Linked DNA regions of Mus musculus: region 1 is linked to region 2. Evidence: chromatin contacts called from ENCODE Hi-C data. All regions are on one chromosome and are shown on one strand. The core of a region is the stretch at or near the end of the contact, and the rest is flanking DNA. Distances in the headings are between cores, read along the strand shown.

What was found. Hi-C counts contacts between places; a loop is a spot of excess contacts on that map.
Region 1: a loop to region 2 is called in a map of T-helper 17 cell, with 2.9 times the contacts of the local background. The contact joins the promoter of Exoc2 here to the promoter of Irf4 in region 2. A Hi-C loop is called at or near these places in 2 of 37 maps with a recorded cell type or tissue (T-helper 17 cell and v-Abl transformed pro-B cells).

The regions. Positions count from the first base shown.
Region 1 is chr13:30,968,604-30,976,437 of GRCm38, reverse strand. It overlaps Exoc2 (exocyst complex component 2), which reads left to right and starts at 2,391. Exons shown (of 28, transcript NM_025588.2): 1 at 2,391-2,442.
Region 2 is chr13:30,746,487-30,753,523 of GRCm38, reverse strand. It overlaps Irf4 (interferon regulatory factor 4), which reads right to left and starts at 4,291. Exons shown (of 9, transcript NM_013674.2): 1 at 4,229-4,291; 2 at 2,729-2,976; 3 at 1,658-1,844; 4 at 745-833; 5 at 1-79. The coding sequence starts at 2,944.

The DNA of each region.
Region 1 (7,834 bases), core at 1,142-3,641, 220 kb before region 2:
TAAACCAAGAACCATGGCTAAGGAATTTCTGAAAGAGCTCGGGTTGTGTGACAGACAACCTTGCAGGCTTTCAAATTGTCTCTGCAGCTTTAACCACGAAGGATGCCAACACTGGTAGTATTCGCTTAAAGCATGTCAACTGTCACTATATCGTCAAAATTTATCAAACATTGCTTTTTTTTTCTTTTTGCTTGGCTGTTTAGCAGATTTTGAAGTAGATGGCTAGAAATAGATCTCTCCCCACAGCTTTGGTGAACACTTGAATCTCAGCTTTTCATCCTACAACCATTTTGTGAAGCACACACAATCCCTTCTCTCAGGAAGTTCAAGAGTAGGACAAGAGAGTAAATGAAGAGACTGGTACTCTGCTGACAGGTCTAATGGATGGCCAGCCTGGTGGACTGAATCATTGTCACAGTGGGTCTCTGTGGTACATACTATGAGAATGAATATGGCAGGAATGCCCCAGCAAGGACAACTAACTAATCGTTAGCTTCTCCTAAGAAGGCGCCTTAAGAGATGGCATCTTTACAGTTGTGTTGAGGGTTAGGTTGCACACTAACTATGTATGGCCCCTTTCAAGCTGACATGCCATGCAGTACTGAGTACTTAAGGTATTGATGTAAGGCAAAACAGATACATAAATTATCCAGGGAGCCTAGTGGTGTCTCCTGGTGTTTCCGAAGACTGTTTTAGATAGATTGGAAGTACTGTGTCAAAATCCTTCTTTTTAGTTCTAATGAAATCTGAAAGTGTTGAGAACATAAACCTATACAATGATTTGTAGCCTCAGTGGCTACCGTAGCAATTTTAGTTTTAACAGTTTTATTTTCTGGCAACTTCTGCACCAGTGTTTGCTAGTTAGTTTCAGGGTTAGGAGCAGAAACTTGAGGGAGGGGAAAAATAAAGAAAATTGTACCAGTGTTCTTTATGTTAACAAAAGAGTCTCTTTCCTCTTCTGAGTGTTTCTGTTTCACTAGCATAGTATATTTATTATTATTATTTTTTTTTGATCCAGGGAAAACTCTGTGAGTTTTCCAGAGCCACCATTCTGGCTTTGATGATAGGCAGCCTTACCTGACAAATGGCATGTCACTGAGACCTGAAGGGTTTTGTTTCACAGTGAAAGGCTCCGTGACTGCCAGAGATTTCTTACAGTATTTCCTTAGGACCTCTGCTGCCAAGTCTCTTGCTCACGAATAAAGAGTGTTCCCTTGATCTTCAAAATGGATGGTCTGGAAACACTTTGACGTATCTTCTCACAAATAGGAGAGAAAAATGAAGCCATACAATATCTCTTAATTCATAGTGCCTGTACGACACCCTCTTCAGTGTATGTACTGAATGAAGCATAAGGTATGCTTCACAGAAAGATATCTGAAAAAAAAATAGCTTAGGCCAGTGGCTCTTAACCCCCCTGGGGGAATGATCTTCACGCAGGGGTTGTTTAAGACCATCGGAAAACAGATATTTACATTGCCTTCATAACAGTAGTAAAATTACAGCTATGAAGTAGCAACATAATAATTTTATGGTTGGGGGTCACCACGATATGGGGAACTGTATTAAAGGGTCTCAGCATTAGAAAGGTTAGGCTGTTATTGGTCTTAGATAATGGGCACCCCGTAGCTACTTCTCTCCACAGTCATGGCAACACAACCACAGGTAGACCCTATGCTTCTGCCATTATCCTCTGCTGAAGATCACTGTCCTTCGTTCCTGCTACAGAGGAAGCCACAGGGATATGTCTGCTTCAGTTCAGCTGGCCATCTCCAGAGTCCACAGGAGGGTACCTTCAAACCTTAGGGCTTATGGGCTGTAGATAGCAGTCGTTTCTATAATATGGGGGTCTTGTGAGTTTGCAAATCAATTTGCCACTCAGACCCTTGGGACCCCAAAGCTCTGACCTGTGAGAAATCTTAATAAGGCGGGCACTCCTGGCTAGATGCAGTCCTTTGACTGAGGTTTGCCTCTTGACCTGGTGCTGATCCCTGACCGCTGTGGACTCTTGGGCAACATCTACTGTGACTCTAACCGACTGTATCCTCTTTACCCCTCCCCTCTTTTTCCTCCCCGAATTCCACCCTTCCACTTTCTCCCTCTCCTCCTTTCTGCTTCCCTCCTTCTTTTCTCCCTTTCCCATCAATTCCTCTTCTCCTTTCCACCTCTCCACCCTTCTCTCCTCCTCCCTCCCCACTTTCCCTTTCTTCCCTCTCTGTCCACTTCCATGCCGTCGATATCCTCTAACTTCCCTTCTCCATAGTCTGGTCCTCCTTCTATTCCTTCCCCTCTGGGAAGAGGCGGTCCATCCAGCACTCGGTGCTCGGCTAGGCGGCGGATCGACGCGCTCGGCGCTCGCGGCGTGCGGAAGTGCGGCCCTAGTGCTGGCTGCGGCGGCCTGGAACCGGTTGGCTGGGACCTGACACCGCCTGCAAGCTGCAGGTGAGTGTCGCGTCCTGGGTGAGGACGCCCCGGGTCCGGAGTGGAATTCCGCGGTGGCACGGGACCGTCGGGGCTGGGCGACCTGGGGAGGCGCGGTGAGGGACCCGGGGCGCGGGGCTGAGTGTGGGAGCCGCGGGCCGAGCCTTCCCCACCCGCCTCCGCGCAGGCCGCCGGGCTGGACCCGGAGGAGCGGCTGGTGTGCAGGGTCTGCTTGGAATCTGTTTAAGTCCCCCGCGCTAACGTGGACGGGAAGCTTGAATGGTTTCCTTTACTACTCTGGGAGCAGCAAGTGCGGGTTCAGCCACACCTCCATTCGGCCATTTGAATGCCTTACACTAAAAACACTAATGGCAACTGGTTATCTCTCTACTAACTTTGTTTATAAAGCTTAGCTTGTGATGGCCCAGGCTTGGTAACAGATTCCCCCAATGGCAAGGAACTGAAAGTCAAAACAAGAATGATCTAAGTGTGAACAATTTGTGATTCGAAAGGTGACAGAAAGACGCTGATGTGTGCTTGCCTCTTACATGTTCTCTTTTGTTTGACACAGTAGACAGTATTTTTAAGCAGGGGAACCTCTGTTTGTTGGAAACAATTTTTGGAGTTATTAGAAAGTAGTCCTTTTTTTTTCTTTTTCAATTATTTAATTTACTGTACCAGACATTTTGAACTATTACCTTCCAAAAGGTGATACCTTGAAGATTACATTCAAAACATTTGTAAAGGCTGTATTCTAGTATGGGGCTTCTTCAACTTTTGCCACCAAAAATTTATAAAGAATTTCCATGGTTTTATATGTAAGTTTATAAAATAGGTAGACAATCTATGTATTCACTATCTGTAAATCACAAAGCTTTTTATTTTAGGACAATTTTTGTATACATCAAACTTACCATTTATTAAAGATGAAAGCATAGAGTTGGATAACTCGGTTCTTTTCACATACATAGTTAAGTCTTGGTTTAATATTTGTAACTACGGGACACTGAGCATCTTCAGGGCTTTCCAGAGCTGATTGATTATTTTAATTTTCTAATCATCGGTAGGAAGAGCAGTTCTACATACAAATACATAGTACACAGTGGTAGAAGGACAGTTAGAAACATTTTGGAGATTGTTGCAAATTTGTCCTTACTCCCAAGCCGAATCCATTGGTGATCTTTTAGAACTTCAAATCAGCAACGTAAAAACCAGTTTTTCAGATTAAAATTCGGACACAACACGATTTAAAGACCCAATCACTTGGTGATTACATGCTGAAGAATGCCAGTAGGGAAATGTGAATAGTCTTTGTTTTCTGTAATAAAACCATTTTTCTCCTTTAAGAACAGAACATTTTGTTTGTGTGTGTGTATATACGTATATACATATGCATAATATATACATATATACACATACATATATACATATATGAATACACACATATATGTATACACACATATATGTATGTGTGTATATATGTATATATTTGTTTGTATGTATGTATGTATATATGTAGTGTGTTAGTTTTTTCAGTGTTGTAACCAAGTACCTGCTAAGCAGTTTAAGGGAAGAAGGTCTCACTCCAGTTTATAGATTGGAGTTATATAGCCTATGCTAGTGAGGCTGCCTCATAGTGGCAGGACTGTGCCCTGGGACCCCTCAGGAACAGGAAGCAGATAGAAGTCAGGATGTGGGGCTGGGCTCTGAAACCTCAAGTCCCCACCCCCTAGTGACTCACTTTCACAACAAGGCTCTTCATCTGTAAGCTTTCATAACTGCCTAAAACAGTGTTAGGAGGTTCTGAGCCTATAGGAGATATTTTCTATTCAAATCGTAACATACAGTGAAAACAACTGCTATTTGTAACATATAGTACTTTGACGCTGAGTTGTAGGGTTTGGGTTGAATACTCTTGGGTACTTCATGACATGGCAACGTGCACAGAGAGAAAGTTCAGAACCAAGGCTGGGATGAAGTTGGATTGAGTACTGCTGGTAACACCTTTGATTCACTATGGATTTCATTTTTTAATTCATTTTTGATCCCATGTGTTTAGAAGACTTTCATTTCGCTTTTTCTTTTTTTTCCTCTCTCTGCATTCAGTTCCACAACCCTGTATAACCTACAGGATTGCCACTCACAGTTTAAGAATCTGTATTCTGGTAAAAGACTTGGTACCAAATAGAATCTCTAAGTGTATAGCTACAGCAGGATCTTACCACGTAGGAAACACTAGGGATAAACTTGTCTCTCAGTTATCTTTTCACACAGGCTGTGGTTTTACTCTTCTTTCTTTGAGAGGGTCTCACTATTGATTGATCACTATTCAGGTTGATCTTTTGTTTTTTTTTTTTTTTTTAAAGATTTATTTATTTATTATATGTAAGTACACTGTAGCTGTCTTCAGACACACCAGAAGAGGGAGTCAGATCTCATTACGGATGGTTGTGAGCCACCATGTGGTTGCTGGGATTTGAACTCAGGACCTTTTGGAAGAGCAGTCGGGTGCTCTTACCTGTTGAGCCATCTCACCAGCCCTCAGGTTGATCTGAACTCTTTGACTGAAGTGATCCTCATACCACAGTTTCCTCAGTGCTGAGACACATCACTATCTATGCCTGGCTTTTCTGTACTCAGTGTTAGCAGGCCCAGGTTCCTAGTAATGCCTACTACATAGTACACATACTACACATGTTTTTAATGTTTATCTAGTAGATGAGTTTTAGGCTTATGTTAAAGTAGGAGATTTTGAGATTGATTGCAGTGGGAAATAACTTCCGTTACCAAACGGTTTGAGGAAGTATGGCATGATAAACTCTGGGGATGTAGGTGTGCATGCCCTTGACTGCCTGCAGCGCTGGGATGGTAGGGACCACTGTAATCACTTTACAGTGGGTTTATGTTGAATAGAGGAATGATGCTATTGGTGCAAATGGGCACACTTCACCTAATTGTGGACACACAGGGAATTTTGAAGCTGTGAATACACACATAGGCTTTTTTGATCTCAATTTGGATATTAAAGTCAAATTTATTTTGGTGTAGGAATTAAAGCAACCATTCAGCTCTCCATGTGCTACGGCCAGCCAGCTGCATGACAACAACTGGGTTACTCAGCATCTCTGAGCCTTAGTTTCCCTTTTTGTGTATTCAGAGAGACTATATAAAACCTGATTATCTCAGTGTGCAGTGTGCCTTCATTCCCAGCACTGGGGAGGCTGATGCAGGGGAATGCTGAGTAAAAGATCAGCCTGGGCTACAAATGTTACCCAGTTTCAAAAGCAAAAACAAATGTGACTTCTATAAACAAAACAAACACCAAGGACAGCAAGAAACGTCACCAATTAGATTTTCTCAGTCTTTGGGCATTGGAAATTTGCACTTTCGTAAATCATGTTATCATTTAGCATTTGTCTTATGTCTGAGTATTAAGGGTTGTGATTATCAAGAAAACTCACCTGATACAGGGAGTAGTTCTTGTCATCCCCATATCTCCCAATTTTGGCATATGACTTAGGTGTTCATAATGCCGTCAGCCTGGATTCAGAAGGGGTATTTTTGTCCCTCAAAAAATATCTTGAACCAAATGTAGTAATGGGTGTTGAGAGGAGGAGTGGTATGGGATCGAGTGAGAGGGAAAGCTTTGAGGAGTCCAAAGGGACAGGGAAGGTCTATGAGCATGGGCATAATTTGGGCTGCTTCTAGGTGGCCAGTGAGCAAGCATAGGCAAGTGCTCTCTGGGTTACTTGAGGGCTTTCGGCCAAGCATGGCATTTGGAACTGAGTTGTTAGACAGTCACTTCCCCCCAGTAACACTTGGTCATTGAAAAAGTTTCCTGAATATTCTTAAACTCAATACTGTTAGTGTCAATTAAAACTAGGATGGGTCATTCATTTTGTTTTTGTTTTTTAGAGTAGTTTGTTCTCCTGGACCTAAGGAATCTAGATTTTAATTGATGAGAAAATTGACTGCTTAGGGTGGATCCAAGTAGTTAGAATTGTATAGTGTTGGAGGCTCTTCCTTTCTCTGTAAGCCTCTGGAAGCTCTAATGCTTCCTTCTCCCCTCCCTCCCTCCCTCCCTGTCTTGTCTTGTCTTCTCATCTTTTCTTTTCTTTTCTTTTCTTTTCTTTCTCTTTAAAGGTAATTTTCAGTTTTAAATTCTGTGACTTTGGAAGTTATATGATTGCATTCATTATAATTTTACTGAGCGAGAAAGCAAGATAAATAGCCTGAGAGTTATTTGGCTGTGGTTTCATCATAATGAAAGCCCCACATGAGTGACATGATGTATGTGTGTGTAAGTTAGGGGCTCTGCAGGAATTGGAATTCATGCCAGATGGTTCAAATGAGACTTTAATGAAGGGACTATTTTAGGAGGTGTGGTTATCTAAAAGACGGTGAGACTTACAGAGAAACAAAAGCTGGAAGGTACAGAGGGGGAAATAGGTGCTGTTGAGGGCTGGAGGCAGGGAATAGTACCTTTCAGTGGGGTCCTCAAGGAATCTTCTAGATTATCACCCACGTTCTATGCAAAATCTATTTGAGCATTTTCATGCTTTTCCAACTGCTCATCCATTCACGTGTACTCTCTAGTAGGTGATCTTGCCACCTGCTTTAGAAAAATAGAACTGTCTGAGTAGAAGCCCATGGTCCTTGTACCCAGACAGTTTCTTTTCCAGTTATGGTGAGAGATGCATCTCTCTGTACCTGGCTAGGGAGCCCATGTGCTTTTGCCTTTGACTGTCTTTCTTGTCTTGCTAACATAACAGCTCTTTCCTTTGTGTATGCTTAGCGGCAGCAACAAGAAAGGCACCTGCAGGAAGAAGTATAGTCCTCTCTTGACCTCAGGATTTTAATCACTTTTTCTGTACTTCTTCCCTTCTCAGTCATATTTTAGAAAACGATTTGCCGGTGTTCCTTTTCTGTTGAGCTGTGCCACTGCCATGACCCTTCTGAAGGCCATGGTCAGTTTCTGCCTCCTGATCTCTTCCTGTTACTCCTGGCCACTGTAATACCCAGCAATCTCTTAGTGAGTGCTTTGTTTGAACAAACCTTTTTGCGTTCCTAGTTTATCTTTAGCACTCTCTCCATTCTGAGGATATGGGGCCTCAACCTGTGGAGGCTCTAGGAGATCTTTTTCTTTGTAGCCTAAATTTATCCTAATGGCCTAATTGGTGGCTGCACTTGCTAATGACCTCTTCAGTCTTTGATAGGTGATGTAACTTTTAGGAGTGATACCTGAACTTTTTTTTTCCTTCTGAAAAAAAAAAAAAAGATTTCTGATATTCCAGGAATTAAGTTTTATTGTTTCATGTGGATCTAAGAAGAAGGAATTGTGGTGTGCAATTTGCAAATATTTTTGAGTGATAGTGTGTTTTTATGTGAAGCCGCCTTTCCATTTTCCTTTCCC
Region 2 (7,037 bases), core at 3,042-5,541:
GGATTTCTGGGTGTGACTGGTCAGGGGCATAATCCCTCCAGCTCCTGTCATGGGGTGGCATCATGTAGTTATGAACCTGCTGACAGAGCACAGGGATTGCTAAGAGGAAGACATCAGTGGGTGTCGGAGTCATTTCATATCACCCAAACTCCTCAGGGAACCCCTTTTTTTGTCCAGCAGCCAAGTCATTTTGCCCAAAAAGTGACATGGACTGTCTATCACACTAGGTAAAAAACAGCCATAGAGGGTCTGAAAGCACAATGAGGACATTGTATAAAGCTGTGATTTTTGTAAGGCTTCATCATATGGCTGAACACGGCACCAAGAATACCGCAGTGAAATCTGCCCTTTTTAAGCCACCAAAGTGAATAAAACAGTACTGTAATTCACATCAGGGACGCCTAGAGAAGTCAGCTGCTCTGCGGTTTCACATGATAAAGTACTACTTCCAAAACCTTTGACTTCCACAAAAGGTCTGATTCCCAGAAGATCTGACCATCAGTGGAAGCCTCTCTCCACAGGTGGGACACATCAAACTCCCCAACAAAACTGTGGCGTCAGGGACAGTGACACCACACTGGAACTGAAACATCCTTCTCTGACCAAGTTTTTGTTCAGCGTGTGTACTAGCCATAGCAAATAAGAAGTCAGCCCTACACTTTTCATTTGTGTTTGCCTCTCTGTGTGGAGCCAGTCAAAAGGGCATGGGCCAGCCTTCCACAAGACCAAGAGTCTACCACATACCTGGGCTGGCAGAGAGCCATAAGGTGCTGTCATGGGGTAGGGGTGGCCCATGGCCATCTGTGTGTCATCCAAAGTGAGCTGCTTTGCTCCTGTGTGTTTGGGGAAAAGGAAGAGAGAACACAGAGTAAGACAAGGAACTGACTTAAATCTTATAAAAGTACCTATGCACTTAATTCTTAGAATGCATAGCCCTATTAACCAATCGGGTATTTTAGGTTTGTTTTGTTTTGTTTGTTTGTTTGTTTTTCAAGCAATTTCTTAGAGAGATATTTGTCTTTGCCATTAAACTGATTAAACATTTGCTGACTTGTGAGTGACAGCCAGGGAAGGAAACACCACCCAGGATCCCTGTGATCCACCAAGTGGTTTCTGGTTGTGAGATGGTACCTAGTTAAGGCATCCTGTATGGTTGGAACCAAATGCAGATTCCTGAGCACTGCTTGAGGTAGACTAGTTGGAAGAGAGGGAACTCAAGATCTGAATATTCATAACCACCCTAGCAGGCCATGTTAAACCAGAAACTCTAGCAGTTTTATTACAAGAAGTGTGAATATGTATGGGGTGTGGGATGTGCTTTCTCCTCTTGAAAATGCTTACTAGAGGATATTAGGTAAGTAAACATTTAATGGATTTTCCAGATTTTGTTTGGAAATTTGATCCAGATCCTAATTGAATGGAGTAACTGAAAATAATGCCTTCAAGTGCATAACCCACACACCCATGGGGCTTAAAGTCTGCCAGGTCATCCTATACTAACACCACAGGGTTGTCACTTATAACAGAGAGGACATGGGCAAAAGGACATCTGGGCTTAACCTACAGCAGAGGTAGGACGTGACTGTCTCTAGGAAGAAGGGCTCTCTGAGTGCCATAATGCCTTTATCCTGCCACCTGGGCTGGGAAAACCCCTTACCTTTTTTGGCTCCCTCTGGAACAATCCTGTACACCTTGTATGGGTCAGAGATATCCAGCTGGCTCCTCTCGACCAATTCCTCAAAGTCATTGCTCTTGTTCAGAGCACATCGTAATCTTGTCTTCCAAGTAGGAGGATCTGGCTTGTCGATCCCTTCTCGGAACTTGCCTTTAAACAATGCCCAAGCCTAAGAACGATGAGAAGAAAAGTCAAGCCCAGAGCGTCAAAAGAATTCTATGGATTGCATTTCAGCAAGGAAGGTTACTGTTTCAAATTTGCTGTTGCCTGAAATGTGGAACATGATGTTAGTGGGGTCCTGAGACCCCTAGTATGGGCTGTACACGCCCAGCGCCTGAATCAAGTGTGGGCAAGACTGGGGACAGAGCTGTGGAGGGGGCAGGCCCCAGAGAGGACATCTACAAAATCACAGAGGTACTTTGAACAAATTCCCGCAGGAAGTCCCCTTCCTCGGCCTGCTGGCAGGTGGAGGCTGGGGGCTTCACAGTTCAGTGAGCCAGTTCTCTGGGGACATCAGTCCTAAGGGACTCACACGGGGTCGGAGGGGGATACCAGAGAAAGACTCGGAATAGTCAAAGCTACTCAAAGAAAGAAAATCAGAGATCGCAGCTTCTAGAACTAGAACCAGACAGTAGAGGTGCCCAATCAAAGAAACAAAACCCAGAGAGAGAAACTCAGAAAAATAACAAAACACAGAGAGACAGGGAAGCAGAGAGTGGCCCTAGCAGTCGGTGGTGGTGGCAGGAAACAGCGAATGGGCTATGCAAACGGAACCTCGGTCCCCCAGAGATGCCCCTGAAGCTGGAAGTTCTTTCCTCCACACAAACAGTATTGGGACCTGGTTTCTTGTGTATGCAATCCCCGGAGAGTTTGCAACCTCTTTCCCTTCTCCTGGGGACTTTGCCTAAGCAGGGTCCAATGCTTGATGCTCTGGCCTCCTCCTTGCAGGAGCCCACCTCTTAGTCCCTTGCCCGGGAGCCACAGACATTCAGAGCTTTCAGATTCCCCATCCCCACCCCCACCCCTGCCCAGGGATCCCTGAATGCTGCTAACCTTGAAGAGGGCAGCGTCCTCCTCACGATTGTAGTCCTGCTTGCCCGCGTGTTTCCACGGGATGCGGAAGACGCTCTTCTCCTCGTTCTCCCACACCAGCCCGGGGTACTTGCCGCTGTCGATCTGGTCGATCAACCACTGTCGGAGTTTCCCATTGCCGCAGCTCACTGCGCTCATGCCGAACTCTGAGCCCCGGCTGCCCGTCTCCAAGTTCATGACGCGTGCGGACCTCCTCCTGGGCTTGTGCGCTGAGGAGAGACACACATTCCCTGCAACTACCTTCGCATCACTTTGGAGGCGGGAGGAAGCCCCGTCCCAAACTCTTGCAGTGCCCACGAGGCCCCGAGTCTCTGAGGCTGCCAAGGTGCTCGGGTGCAGTGCCAGAGTCTCCGAAGTCCCCCAAGAGAAGGTACTTTGACGAAGGTATAGAGAGCATCCCTTGGCGCGCACCATCCTCCTCCTCCTCCTCCTCCTCCTCCTTTTTTTTTTGCCTGTCTGTTCTTTCTTTTATTAAAAAAATTAGGTAATTTCTTCATTTACATTTACATTAACACGCTCCGTTGAAAGCTCCTAGCTACACAGCTTCTCTGCAGATCCCAAGTCTTGCGCCACGCTGGGGCGCTCACTTTGCTCACTCGTCCCTCTGTGCTGGATCCAAGTAGCTTTCATCCCACTTTTCCCTCACTGTTTCTACACTTGCCCCTTCCTGGGTTTAGGTTGCCCTGGCTGCCCCAGGCGAAAAGGACCTGGCACATGGACTAGCCCTTGTCCAGGTCCTGTGTCCCTGCCATGCAGGTTTGCGGTACCTAGCTTACTCTCTTGACTTTCTTCTATGACACCCTTACTTTGTCCTCGGAATAACCCCAGGCCTACCCAACCAGAGACCATCACGTGGGTCCTGGAAGCAACAAGTGGAAGTCTGGTTATGGGGCAAGCAGCGCAGCCAAGAAACAGGAGATTCCAACCTGCAGAATGTCAGCGTGAACCCTGGCAGGAATGAAGCCGAGGCTGGGAATAAGGGGTGCTGCGGACAGCAACACTAGCACTCTTGCCAGAGAAGTGAAGAAGGGGCATGCGGGGAAAGGGGCTCTGAGCACCCTAAGTTTGGAGCTCTCAGCTCTTCTTGGCTGCCCGGCCTAGGAATCACGCTCTGGAGCCCTAGATGAGTTTGGGTCCTTTAGGAACCAGGGCTGGAAAGGAGCTTTCCACTGGAGCAGAGAGAGTCAGAGGCTGTCCCTCTGAGGACAAGCTGTGGCCAGTGCGATCCTTTGATGACACCACAGTCCCATTAGCTCGTCCCGCCCAGCCCGTGGGGGATGTTCTGGAACTCCCACCCAAACAGCTTCATACAAAACCCGAAGTGCACAGGTCCTAGGGCAGCGTAGATGAGCGGAGCCTGGGTCCGCTATCTCAGCATTCTCCCTCAGGCTCAGAGATGGAAGCCAGGCTTCCTCTGCCACCAGCCTCACACTCCTCCTTCTGCCCGACTACAGGCCTTACCTCACCCGCACTCTTAGCTGAGGGCAGCAAAGGGTCCCAAGTTCAAGTGGTGAAACTAGGAAAGTGAGGTGAGAAAGAGGAACTTTATAGAGCCGGAGGCGGAGTGCAGGGCGGGCGCTTCGGCCCCGCCTTGAGAGGGCGTGGCTTGCCCATACCCAGGACCGCCCCCCACCTCTGCCTTGTGCCTGGGTGTCCCGCAGGAACAGGAGCTTCGGACTAGAGCCCACCGGGTCAAGGGCTGTCCCACTTCAGACAAACCCTGGCTTTCTTCAGCTCCTCCTGTGGAGGGGGCTGGGGACTCTGATGTACTCAGAAATCCTCAACCGGATGGGACAAGTCGGTATGGCCCGTTCCTGTGAAGGTGGAGGCATGCAAAGGGGATACTGGAATCTGCACTGAGCATAGCTGATAACTACTAACTGCTCATGGCCAGGTTGGGAAGTGATGGAGAGTCTGGAGCACAGGGAACTTGGTTCTCACAGCATGTGACAGAAGAGATAGACTGAGAGAGGTCGGGAGCATCCTTGGGCAAAGCGGAGTCTTGTCTCTCTGAGCGTTTAGAGAATATCACGCTCACTAAAAAGAAAAATAGAAAGGCAAGTTTATAAGCCGTGGCCCAAATACTGTGTTTGAAACGCTTATACATGTTGGGTGAATGAAACCGACGAATTGAGATGACTCAGACAAGCACAGTCCCCAAAGTTTCAATCATGGCAACATAAAAGAGATGGGGGATCCCTGAGTACTCAGGTAGTTAGCGCGCTTCCGGATGTCAATTCACCTTAAAATGATAATTTTAACCTCAGCCTCGTGGGAGGCAGTTGCCGGTGAGGTACCAATGCCCCAAATAGAACAGCTAGGCTGACTGAAGGTTTTACTTTATTTTCGTGTTTTCTTTGACCTTCATATGTAAACTCCATGAGCTTTTGCCGCTGACTTTCTCCAGCTCAGCTTGGATGCCTGGAGCTTATATGTTATCTTGGTGTTTTCAGGTAAGCAAGCAGACTACCAGTTTCTGTATCATTTTAGATTACCACCACCACAGGTCAACTTGGAGCGTTTGTAAAGATTTGACAACTTTTTCATTTCACATGTTTCTCAGTTTTTCTTTTAATCTTCCATCCTGGGTTCTGGACTTTAGGAGAAACATCTGATTTTGGCCACAGGAAAACTGGTGCAGAGATGCCCACCGGCATGTTTTTTTTTCCTAACATCAACAGGCTTTCTCAGAAATTAACAGGATGCCATGTCGTTCTTTCACCCCAATTAGTTTTCCATTGTCAGAGCCCTGGTAGTAAACAACAGAGTTTCGTTCAAAGAAAATTTTGGTCACACCCATTTTCCCCTCTTCTTCCTTTGGGGTTTCATTCATTCAAAAATATTCTTTGAACACCTTCTGTCTGTCGGGAACTATCCCGGTCACCAGAGACACACCTCGGAGCAAAGCAGAGATTGTAGCTTCAGATAGCACAGCCTTGCTGCTGAGGAATTACATTTCTTCAAAGCGTGCACAGACTAAGGACAGAAGCAGCCAACCCGAGGTTTTTGGTTTTTTTTTTTTTTCTTTTTTCTTTTTTTCACTTAGACACACGTGTCTTCTACCTTGACTTAGGCGGTTTCAACATTTTCCTCAGCCAATCTACATCCTCTGTTTTCAGAAGTTTAAACAACAGTCATTACAAGAAACCTTTTGAGACTTCACATGGTTATCTTGTTTAAAAGATATGATTACTAATCTTCAACGCCATCTTCTGGTTTACTCGCTCGCTCGTTGTGTGGATCCCCCAGAAGTGATAGTTTAACAGTGAGGTGAATGCAAGCAATAAGCTACCTAAATCATTAAAACTTCCTATTTTATTAGCATCTATTAGTTGCACACAGCAGTGATGGGTTTCATTATGACATTACCTTCATCTCCTCTGTCGCCATTTCTTACCACTCGTCCCTCCAGCCCTCCCCACCCCATGTCTTTAACCAGTCTGCCTTTTACTTTCTTACCCCTGCCCCCAGCATGGGAAAACATGTGAGACACACATTTATTTCACACCACACGACATATTGAGTTCCAGTTTCAACCGTTCCTTGCAAACAGCATACCCCGGTTTCTCTTTTTAGTTGAATGTGATTCCCTTGTGAATCACATGCTCCCATTGTTGCTGGTGGAGAGGAAGGAATGGCCAGGTGGGCCCTTCTAGCTGACCACTAAGAACTTCTTAAATCACAGTCAGACTTGAAAGAATGGGGACAATTTTGCCAGTAGGCAATTTCCCATCCTCTTTCGCACTGACACTTAAGAAAATCGATACATGTCACAGTGAGATGGCGGACTGTTGTTTGAAAAATGTCACAGGAAATTAGTGAATTGAGCATCCGTCCCAAAGGCAGAGCTCCATACTCCCCGAGGAGATTACTAATGTTATTGGGCTAAGGAGCCACTGAGCAGTGATCGAGGTCTGAATGGGGCAAACTTTTCATTCATACTTCCCATAAAAAGACGGTAAGAAAAGCTAGACTGCAGCTCAGTATTTTGAGAATTGACCTTTTAAAATTATACATTCACAAGTAAGAACAAGTGGTTTATAGAGCCAGTCAGTGTTAGATACTCAGAAAGACATTATTCAGCCTAGGGTGTACCGTGGCAGTAGAATGCTTGTCTTGTGTGTGGAAGGCACTGGGTTCAATTCCCAGTACTCTCTCTTCCAAGAGACGGAGACCTTGTTTCGGATAAATGTATTTTCTGATGACCTCACTCTTTTAAAATGAGAACTACATTTGTTTTTGTTTTGTTTTGTTTTGTTTTGTTTTGTTT